Regions from separate parts of the Mus musculus genome. Here region 2 is linked to region 1. A link is a loop called in an ENCODE intact Hi-C map of the cell type or tissue named here. Cell type or tissue: gastrocnemius. All regions are shown on one strand. Links, peaks and the distances in the headings refer to the core of each region. The heading gives the core; the rest is flanking DNA.

Region 1 (5,391 bases), core at 144-5,143:
AACCTGATGACTTTCCTTTTAAGTCTTTTTGCAGCTTTCCCATTGTAATGAACTAACTCCTCTTAACCCCTGAACCACTTTGTTTTGTACCTGATAAGAACTTGTGTTAGGTCATTACTTACTTCTCTTTGGCTTACACTGTGGATTTGAGCTTTTCTCAAAAGTTTGTTAGTAAGCCGGGTGTGATAGCTTATACCTTTAATCCCAGCACTTGGGAGGCAGAGGCAGGCGGATTTCTGAGTTCGAGGCCAGCCTGGTCTACAAGGTGAGTTCCAGGACAGCCAGGGCCACACAGAGAAACCCTGTCTCAAAAAACAAAACAAACAAACAAAAAGTTTGTTAGTAATTGGTTGTTATAATCTTTTCCATTCCTATTTCAGGAGTTAGCATAATAAATGATTTCTTAGTACAATGAATAGGAGCTTTGAATCTTTGTCCTGAACATCTTACTAGATTATACCTTAAAATATTTCTGTAAATTGCATTTGAATGAATTAGATATTATTTCTCTTGATTTCTGCTCATATATGTATATTTTGGTTAGTAAAGTTAGCTTGATAAAAAAAAATAAAAACTCTAGCTTCTTGACTTGTTTTCAGAGAAAAATTACAATACTGGTATCCTGTGAGCATCAGTACTATCAGATAAAGAAAGCCCATTCCAGATCCACACTTCTAAGTAAATGCTAACTTATTACCTATTCATTAAGGATAATGAAAGGTTAGGAAGGATTAGATTTCTAGACTTTGTATGATCTGGTTTCACTAATATTTACTTTATACATGTTAGTAGGTGTTTTCTTGTGGTTGTTGCTATTGTTGTTTAGTTCTGTGGTATATAGTAAAAAGAATCAAGATGATATTGTATATTGTAAGATATTGACTTTGTTTTCTAGCCCCCTCTTAGTAGTTGTGCACTTCATTGTGAAGCTTTGATAGATATTTTAAATAAATGAAGTAATAGGAAAAATAAAAATCATTAACAAATTATACAAAACAAAATGTTTTTATAGTCTAGTATGTTCCGTCAAATTTAAAAGGTGAAGCAATTTTAAGCCTGGCTAACTACATTTTTAAAAACTTGGTATGTATTTTTTCTTAATGTATGTGTATAGATGTTTTAATTGAATGTATGTCTGTGTACCACATGTGTGCAATACCTGTGAAGGTCAAAAGAGAGGACTGTATCCCCTGGAACCAAAACTCCAGGTGGTTATGAACCACCGTGTGGGAGTTAGGAATCCAACCCAGGTCCTCTGGCAGAACAGTCAGGGCTCTTAACCACCAAGCCATCCCTCCAGGCGCTCAGGGTTTTTGTTTTTTTTTTTTTTTTAATGTCAGAAAATCTTACAATTTTGCCTTACTTTTACTCTACATATAAACTACAACATAAGAAACTGTATTAAAAAGTCATCGGAGCATTAGGAAGGGTGAAAATCACTGCTTTATTCCTTGAGATTTCAAGTCTTTAATATTTTCTTGCTAGACTTGGGAAAATTATTCTACAGTAGACCAGCCATTTATTTTGGCTATTCTGTGTATTATTTGGATGTTCTGTGTATGTTACTCTTTGATATTAACAGGCCAATTGAACATATTTATTCTATTCTAATTCAAAATTGTTAGTAATTGCTTTTTCTCCACGTGTTTATAATATTTAAGTTTTATAATTTCACTTGTTTAAAATTTATTCAACATATTTTTATTTTTATTTCTATTAAGATTCAATTCCCGTAGAAAGTTGTTAGATGCAACTAAAACTAACCTTTTTTCATCATCAAATCCTATATTCCAGGCCTTAATTCTTGACTCTTGTTCATTCCTACACAAAATTATACTTACTTCTGAAATATATGAAATGTTTAATTAAAAATTATTTTCTAGAACTAGAAAATACCGTCCTGAGTGAGGTAACCCAATCGCAAAAGAAAACATGTGGTATACACTCACTGATTAGTGGATACTGGCGCAGATTCATTTTTCTTACAGAAATCAGCCCCTGGGAAGCTACTCTCACTCCAGTAAATGCTCCTACATCAATGCACATAAGAAAGGCAGTAAATGGACTCCACCGATTTGAAAAAATAAATAAATGTGAGAGACAAAGGCAGTAGGGTGGAGGAAAGGGAGGACAAGGAAAGGGAGGAGATTTGATTACAACACATGTATGAAATCCTCTAACAAGTAGGAGTTGTAATTTTATCTTTGAACCACTAGGTGGGGGTAAGCTACGCGAAGGGAGAACAAACAAAAGCAATGTTTAGATAAGATACTTTCCTAACAATCTTGAGTTAATAGGCCTGTCTCATCCCCTCTCCCAACCAGGACAACAAGTTATAAACAACAACAAAATAGTGTTGAAATGAGTGAGAAATTCAGATTTTAGAACCACATCGTTATAGAACCACATATACCATAAATTTTAAAACACTCATTGTACTAAACTGAGATTCAACCTGGAGACAGTGATTTGTTCAAAATAATGTATTGGGTTAAAATTAGAACCAGACTCAGTACCTAGATATTTTAATTCTTTCATCTAACACTTTTATTTGCAAGATATTGCCTGTGTCAGTGGGCCAGTCAGGAAAGCAAGCCATAGATTGTGGCAAGATTGAAGAACTTGCAGAATACAAGCAAGCCTTGTCCTTCATGACACAGATGCAATCCTAGTGTGACCCCCCCCACCAAAGGAGGTCCATAGCTATATTCCTAATATAAAATTTCCACCAGTCTAGGAGTTAACAATAGGCTATATCTATGGTAATCCAGTCACTGTCCTTGAAGAATAAGTATTCCATTACATAGAAAAACCATGACTTGCTAAAATAGTGATGTTTGACAGTTCACAGCTTTTGAAGGGGGAGATGATATCTGCAGCCTATTAAAAGGTCATAATTCCTTAGTAATGTAATGGCTTTAGTACATGGAGTTGCTATATAAAGTAGGGGAAGCAACATAAATGTCTAAGATCTTTGGATAGAGACGTAGCAAAGCAGAGTGTTCCTATACTGAAAATACTTTGGTAATATCACAGCTTTAACACAGTCACAATAATACGTTAATATGAAAATGACATGAAAAAAATATTAGATAACTTTTGTAGTTATTTGAATGGCAATACCTCCCATAAGCCCAGATAGTTGGGTTCTTGGCCTTTAGTGGGAAGGCTTCCTCGCTGGAGGAAGTATGTCACCGGAGTTGAGTTCTGAGAGCAAAAGGCCTTACCCACTTCCTGTACACTGGCTCTGTTTTGTGCTTGCAGTGAAGGGTTACCTCACTCAGGATGATACTTTCTAGTTCCATCCATTTGTTCAAGAATTTCATGAAGTCATTGTTTTTAGTAGCTGAGTACTACCCCATTGTGTAAATGTACCAAACTTTCTGTATTCATTCTTCTGTTGAGGGATATCTGGGTTGTTTCCAGCTTCTAGCTTATTATAAATAAGCCTGCTATAAACATGGTGGAGCATTTGTCTTTGTTATATGTTGGAGCATCTTTTCTATATTTGCCCAGTAGTGGTATGGCTGAGTCTCCAGGTCAAACTGTTTCCAATTTTCTCAGAAACTGCAAGATAGATTACTAAAGTGATTTTACCAGCTTGCAGTTCCACCAGCAATGGAGGAGTGTTCCTCTTTCTCCACATCCTCACCAGGGTCTGTTGTCACCTGAGTTTTTGATCTTCGCCATTCTGATTATTATGAAGTAGAATCTCAGCATCATTTTGATTTGCATTTCCCTGATGACTAAGGATGTAGAACGTTTTTGAAATTCGTCTCAGCCATTCAGAATTTCTCAGATGAGAAGTCTTCATTTGATTCTGTACCCCATTTTTAATAGGGTTATTTGGTTCTCTGGAGTCTACCTTCTTGAGTTCTTTGTATATATTGGATATTAGCCCCCTATCAGATTTAGAATTGGTAAAGATCTTTCCCCAATCTGTTGGTTGTCTTTTGTTCTTATTGACAGTGTCCTTTACCTTACAGAAAGTTTTCAATATTATGAAGATCCATTCGCCAATTGTTGGCCTTAGAGCATGAGCCATCAGTCTCTGTTCAGGAAATGTTCCTCTGTACCAATGTGACTCTTTATTACTTTCTCTTCTATTAGATTCAGTGTATCTGGTTTTATGTGGAGGTCCTTGATCCACTTGGACTTGAGCTTTGTACAGGGATATAAGAATGGATCAATTTGCATTCTTCTATGTGCTACTCACCAGTTGAACCAGCACCATTTGGCGAAAATGCTCTTTTTTTCCAATAGGTGGTTTTGGTTTCTTTGTGAAAGATCAAGTGAACAAAATAAGTGTGTGGGTTTATTTCCAGGTCTTCAGTTCTATTTCATTGATCTACCTGCCTGTCTCTGTACCAATACCGTGTGTGTGTGTGTGTGTGTGTGTGTGTGTGTGTGTGTGTTTTAATCACTATTGCTGTGAAGTACAGCTTGAGGTCAGGGATGGTGATTGCCCTAGAAGTTCTGCCATTGTTAAGAATGATTTTTAACTATCCTGGGTTTTATGTAATTCCAAATGAATTTGAGAATTACTCTTTCTAACTCTATGAAGAATTGAGTTGAAATTTTGATGAGGATTCCAATGAATCTGTAGATTGCTTTTGGTAAGATTGCCATTTTTACTATGTTAATCCTACCAATCCATGAGCATGGGAGATCTTTCCAACTTCTGAGGTCCTCAATTTCTTTCTTCAGGGACTTGAAGTTCATGTCATACAGATCTTTCACTTGCTTGAAAAGCAATACAATATAAATACAAGGTATTTTATATTATTAGTGACTATTGAGAAGGGTTTCCCTTATTTTTGTTTCTCAGCCCATTTATCCTCTGAGTACAGGAAGACTAATGATTTGTTTGAGTCAATTATATATTCAGCCACTTTGCTGAAGATGTTTATAAGATGCAGGGTTTCTCTGGTGGATTTTTTTGGGGTCACTTGTATATACTATCCTATCACTTGCAAATAGTGATATCTTGAATTCCTTCTTCCAATTTGTATCCATTCGATCTTCTTTTGTTGCCTAATTGCTCTGACTAGAACTTTAAAAACTGTATTGAATAGATAGGGGTGAGCGGGCAGCCTTGTCTTATCCCTGATTTCAGTGGAATTACTTCAAGTTTCTCTCCATTTAGTTTGATATTGGCTATTGGTTTGTTGTATATTGCCTTTATTATGTTTAGAAATGGACATTTAATTTCTGATATCTCCTATTCTTTTAACATGAAGGGGTGTTGTATTTTGTCAAAGGCTTTTTTAGTATCTAATGAGATGATCATGTGAGTTTTTTTTCTTTGAGGGTTTTTTTTTTTTATAGTGGACTATGTTGATGGATTTGCACAAATTGAACCATCCCTGCATCCCTGGGATGAAGCCAACT
Region 2 (5,391 bases), core at 336-5,335, 100 kb after region 1:
TGCAGTTATTTCATTTGTGCTGGTTTTAAATGATCAACCTCATGAAATCTCCCAGTTGTTGAAACACGGAATCTTCTATTCTCACTTTCAAAGCTATGTTATCTAAATGACATGCTGGAGATAATTTTTTAAACCAAAATTATTATAGGCAATTCCCTTCTAAGGCACTTTCTTGGGCATAGAAACTAGAGTCTTGGTTAATTTAGCATAGGTTTAAGGAAAACAGGAATCTGCTTGGTTATTTTTAAATAAAGATGACTGAAACTCATTAAGCAAAGAAATTTTGGTTCAAGCCAGGAATGTGCAGTTTATGTGGTAGACTGGGATGTGGCTATTTAATTGTCTGTCACTGAAGTTTGGAATTCCAAACACTCTATGCAGTGTCTTAGCTACAGTCTCCTAGAGTAAGTCTCCCCTAGTAGAATCAGGCTCTGATTGTGGGAATAAACAGGGAGTGGTAGAGGGTAGTAAAATGTGAGGAAAGTTAACTGTTTATTAAAATAATGGAATTTGGTACAATTCAAAACCACTATGCATAAAGACATATCTCTTCGAGCCCTCATTACAGGCAAGAAAGGTACAGGGAGATAAGCAGTTTTAATCTGTAATCTGGTTTGGAGTAGATGAAATGGTTTCATATACAGTTTGATGATAATGTACCCCAGTATTCTCATGACACTTGAAAGATTTCAGAGAGAAACACAGGAAGGATACTTCACGTTCTGAATACACCTCAACGAACGCAGTAGCATCCATGTGCGTCTACATAGTGCTTTTGTGTCAACAGTTAGGAGGGGGAGGAGGTACGAGTGGCTCTTTTTCATGATGGCCATACTGAAAGTTTGTGGAGCCATAGACTCAAATGGTTCCTGCTATGTTACCTAATAAGTTTCCATCAATACCCTCTCTGCTTGAGCATATGTAGCTAGATGATAGATAGATAGATAGATAGATAGATAGATAGATAGATAGATAGATAGATAGATAGATAGACAGACAGACAGACATGGGGGACTCACACACACACACATGTGGTATTTTGTATATCAACCACAAACTAAGTTCTGTGTAGTTTCTCTTTTTCATGATTATTGTTTTGCTTTGGTTTTTGAAAAATGTCGTTGACATTTTATTTATACTATTAACTCTTTTTTTAATTTATTTTTTTAATTAGGCATTTTCTTCATTTACATTTCAAATGCTATCCCAAAAGTCCCCACTCCCCTACCCACCCACTCCCACTTCTTGGCCCTGGCATTCCCCCATACTGAGGCATATAAATTTTGCAAGACCAAGGGGCCTCTCTTCCCTATTAACTCTTGAACAGAAAACAAATGCCTTTAAAATAGACCAGTTACGTAGAATTGCCAAAGTAGTACTGAAACTAATTTATTCTGGAGTTTAGGTGAGCTCTAAGCATCTGAACACCTTCCTTTGGAGTTGTATCACCTACTGGGGTTAGGGCTAACACTTGGAGAGCCATCCCATTATTCTCACAGCCTTGGACTCTATCTGGGTGAAGAAGCCACAGTGAGGCAGGCAAAGGGCGGAGTTGGATGGAGTTGATTACCTTCCTAGTCTTGCCGCACAGTATTGCTGTGAGAGCATACTACCAGAGATAAACTCATATTTCTGATCATCCCCTAACTTTAGAAGGGATGCGATTGATTCCAAAATAGGTCCATTTCTCAAATATGGTGTTATTTTACTAGAATTTTGGCTAGAACTTAAAATAAAATTTGATAGTTCAAAGGTGTTTCTGTGGACTATTTCTTACATCTGGAAATGTTTATGTATAAGCTCCATGACTTGGGGCTTCTTGTTTGAAATTACTGAAGTTTTAGAAAGTAGGTAGATTCAAATTATCACAGTGCGTTCCAAATAACTGCAGTAGAAAAAGCAAAGCTTTAGGAATATGATTGTGCAAACTGTCCAGAAAGCATCAAGAACTATGCTATACTATAAGGTTCAAACACAGACAGGCTGACAGGTATGCAAAGTGCCTCCTGACTTCATCAGATACTGAACTATGCCTTGACCTTGGGGGATGAGTCTGGCAGCTGTAGAAGATTTCTGATTACTCTGAGGTGTGACCTCAGGCCTCTCTCTCATCACTAGGACTTTCTCACTAACAATGCCACAGATCTTCCCACTCTACATAATGGCCTCAGAATCTAGGCCCCAGCCCTGCTTCTTCCTTTTCAGTCCTTGCTCTTCTTTCTCAACCACGACATATAAGTGAAACAGAAAGCTATCTTATGCTCCCAACTTGTTCCTTCTAGTCTTTTTTATATGGTGGTGACTCTCCTTTTCTGTGCTGTCTCTGAAGCACCATCAGTTGGCTTCTTATATCACTACCATTGTAGCAGACAACTTTTGGAAACATAATGCTATTGCCTGTGGGATAGCCACATTTTTAGAACACTAAGGACTAGTCCCTGCTCCTCCAAATCACTCCCTAAATGGCCAGTCTGGGCCTCAGAACTTACAAGCAAAGAGAAGTGACTCAGGCTTGCCATCTAGTGGCAAATACTAAATAGACACCCTTAGCAGAATGCCCTCCTTACTTTCATTCTTGGGTCATCAACAAGTCATGAATCTGTAAATAATAGAATTAGATGCTAAACACCAATTTGAAAAGCTTAAAGGGATGTATTTTTGTAATTTTAAATAACACACATTTCTCAAGTATTTTACTCAGAATTTGGACTAGAATTTAAAATAAATTTTGATAGTTCAAAAGTGTTTCTTTGAACTATTTCTTACATCTCGAAGTGCCTATGTAAGGCTTGGCTAAAATAGCTATTGTCATGTCACCAGACCTCAGAATAGAAGAAGCCAGCATCCCATGATTCTTGGTAAAAAAACATCCAGTGCTTGGAAAACAGTGCACTAGCTGAAATGTAATAGCCTAAGTATGTAACTCCTAGGAGAAAATGTCCTTGGTGTAGCCATCCCAACTTTTACCCAGTCAGAGCCTCATATGCATCAAAGTCATTTTTATTCTCTTAACACACACTTACAGCTCTGCGTTTCTAGGATGCAGAAAACATAGGACCACATTTGATGGGGGCGGGAGTCCACACTGGATGAACTGATTGAAAAAGTTCAAAGTTCCTAGTTTTCACGAATAGTTCAGTATAAACCTCCAAGCAGTGTAAGCTATGGCTGGTTGTAATGCTAAACTGAATCCCTGGGTGGAACGCTGTACTTAATTACAAGAAAAGAGACTTGAGGAGTTGTGCTGTGGACCCCATTTCTTTGACTCCTCACAGTAGCTTTTGTAATTCATGAATTTGTCTTATTCCTCAAATCCGCCCTCCCCCCACCCCCGAGTGTGACCTGAGATGATGTTGCCACTCATCAATGTTTTATAAGTTGAATATTAACTGAAATTCCTCAGATCTGACCTTAAAGAATCTATACAAGGCAGACATTGCTCTGTAAGGAAGGATGGGTGGTGGTGGCACACATGCCTTTAATCCCAACACTTGATAGACAGGTTCAGGGCCAGCCTGGTCTACATAGTGAGTTCCAGGATGGCCAGAGCTACACAGAGAAACTCTATGTTAAAAATCAAAACAAACAGCAACATCAAAAAGCTTTCTGTGGAAAGAATGACTATAATACTATAATACTATAATATAATATATAATATATAATATAATACTATAGTATGGCCTCCAACTTTAGCCTGAAAAGAATGAGTTTTCTTTTCACTCCAACATTATTCTGTGCTCTCGGTTATTTTCATGTCATTTTTATAGAAAACAGAAACACACTGTAAATATTATTGAATGGTAAAGAAGGAAGAAAAACTGTACAAGCATGAACTCATATATTCCCAGTCTTATAGCAGCCAGAGTTGTTTTAGCTTGAAGAGCAGAGGTCAGAGTGCAGCTGTGAGACATCAGTCCTCACATATGCCACATATGTTGACATAGGGTACCAAGTCTCTGATGCTATGCTGTGCATTGCCAGCTTCAGGACAGTTCTAACCCTGCCTCCCATCTTTCTATGGAAGTGCTAGGGTCACAGATGCATACCACCTCATTCAGCTTTTCACACTGCTTTCAGGGATTGAAGCAGGTTATTAAGCTTATGTGACTAACACTATTACCCATTAAGCCATCTCCCCAGGCTCCAAGTCTCTTTATCTAAGTAGCAAATAAACTCTCAACTATATGGTGTTTTATGGCACACTTGACAGATAGACTATGGACTCCCTTGATTCAACTAACTCAGACAGATTTGGCAAAGCCAGAAGCCAGCATCTTATTATCCAGTCAGAGCCAACATCCTTATCCCTGATCTTGAGTCTTGTCTCTTGACTTGGTTGGAATTTTAAATTTCACAGCGCTGCCCTGGGGATGAGAGGACCGGGATTCTATTCTTAGTGTAATTAGTGGCCTTGAACAGATGATCTCATGACAGGGTCTCCCCCTTCACTGTAAACTGAGAAGGTTAGCTAGATGACCCCAGAGGCTCTTTTTGGCTCTAAATTTGGTGACTCTGGAAACACCTGCTCATGCCATTTATGTGTTCAGTGTCTTTCTTCTACTTTTCCAAAATGTTCTAACTCATGGCTATTGTTATCATACATACAAACGTTTTTAAACCTTTTTTTTTATAATTTGCTGTATTGTTTCTTAATGGTAGCTGGTCTTTCTCTATTAACTCTTATTAAGTATTGTGTATATTCTGTTCCACTTTGAAATTGGGTTAGCAGGCATGCAGTTGTGAGTAAAACTATTTCTAAAATGGAGACCAATAATTTGGGTGTGTTTGTTATTTTGAGATGAATTCAAATGTTCAAATGGCTTACAAATCATCTGCATTACACAATAAATGACGTGTTTTCTATAAAATCGTTCTCATTTTCACACTTTAAAATGTTAAATCATTTAAGAACTAAAATTATCACCATTGCTGTGGGAGTACATACACCATCATTAGTTTTTTTTTCAGTTTATATATCTTGTGCATATAACGATAGCCCCTCTTGTTAAAATGAATTGCTTGGAAGCTCTTTAAAGCAGTTTTGAACAGTTGTTGTCTTTATATCCTATCAGTTTGTTGATGTGCTTACTCCAGAGACAGAGACAGAGACAGAGACAGAGACAGAGACCAAGAGAATATGTATGTATGTACATATATTTACAAAATTATTCAGCAGAAAGGGCTAGAAGATATTCACATTAGTGTTAAATTTGAAGTGACTCATTGGCAAACCTACATACAGTATAAGAAGCTAAAAAAAAAAGGGGGGGACTGTAGTTCTTTTTTATTAGCACAGGAAAAAGGATATTGAAAAAGCCACAGGGAAGACCAGAGTCCATAGCACAACATAGCTTCTGAAAGTCAGCCAAATGCTATTTGACTTTCTGATAG

Evidence for each region. A loop is a pair of places that touch in the nucleus more often than their neighbours do. Peaks named below come from ENCODE experiments on the same cell type or tissue, not always from the same donor. Only the 100,000 strongest peaks of a DNase experiment are listed, where the experiment ranks them.
Region 2: it touches region 1 in a loop (10-fold over the local background); 11 of 42 quality-filtered maps call a loop at or near these places.

What each region holds. Positions count from the first base shown.
Region 1 is chr10:29,104,945-29,110,335 of GRCm38, forward strand. No RefSeq gene overlaps it. Among named protein-coding and RNA genes, the nearest start is that of Soga3, 36 kb to the right of the region's middle. In gastrocnemius, for the core only: a CTCF peak has its summit at 2,216; no DNase peak of the experiment used is centred there.
Region 2 is chr10:29,204,426-29,209,816 of GRCm38, forward strand. It overlaps a transcript of 9330159F19Rik not described here. Among named protein-coding and RNA genes, the nearest start is that of 9330159F19Rik, 4.5 kb to the right of the region's middle. In gastrocnemius, for the core only: a CTCF peak has its summit at 2,533 (motif pointing left); a DNase peak (open chromatin) is centred at 2,508; H3K27ac peaks cover 2,581 bases.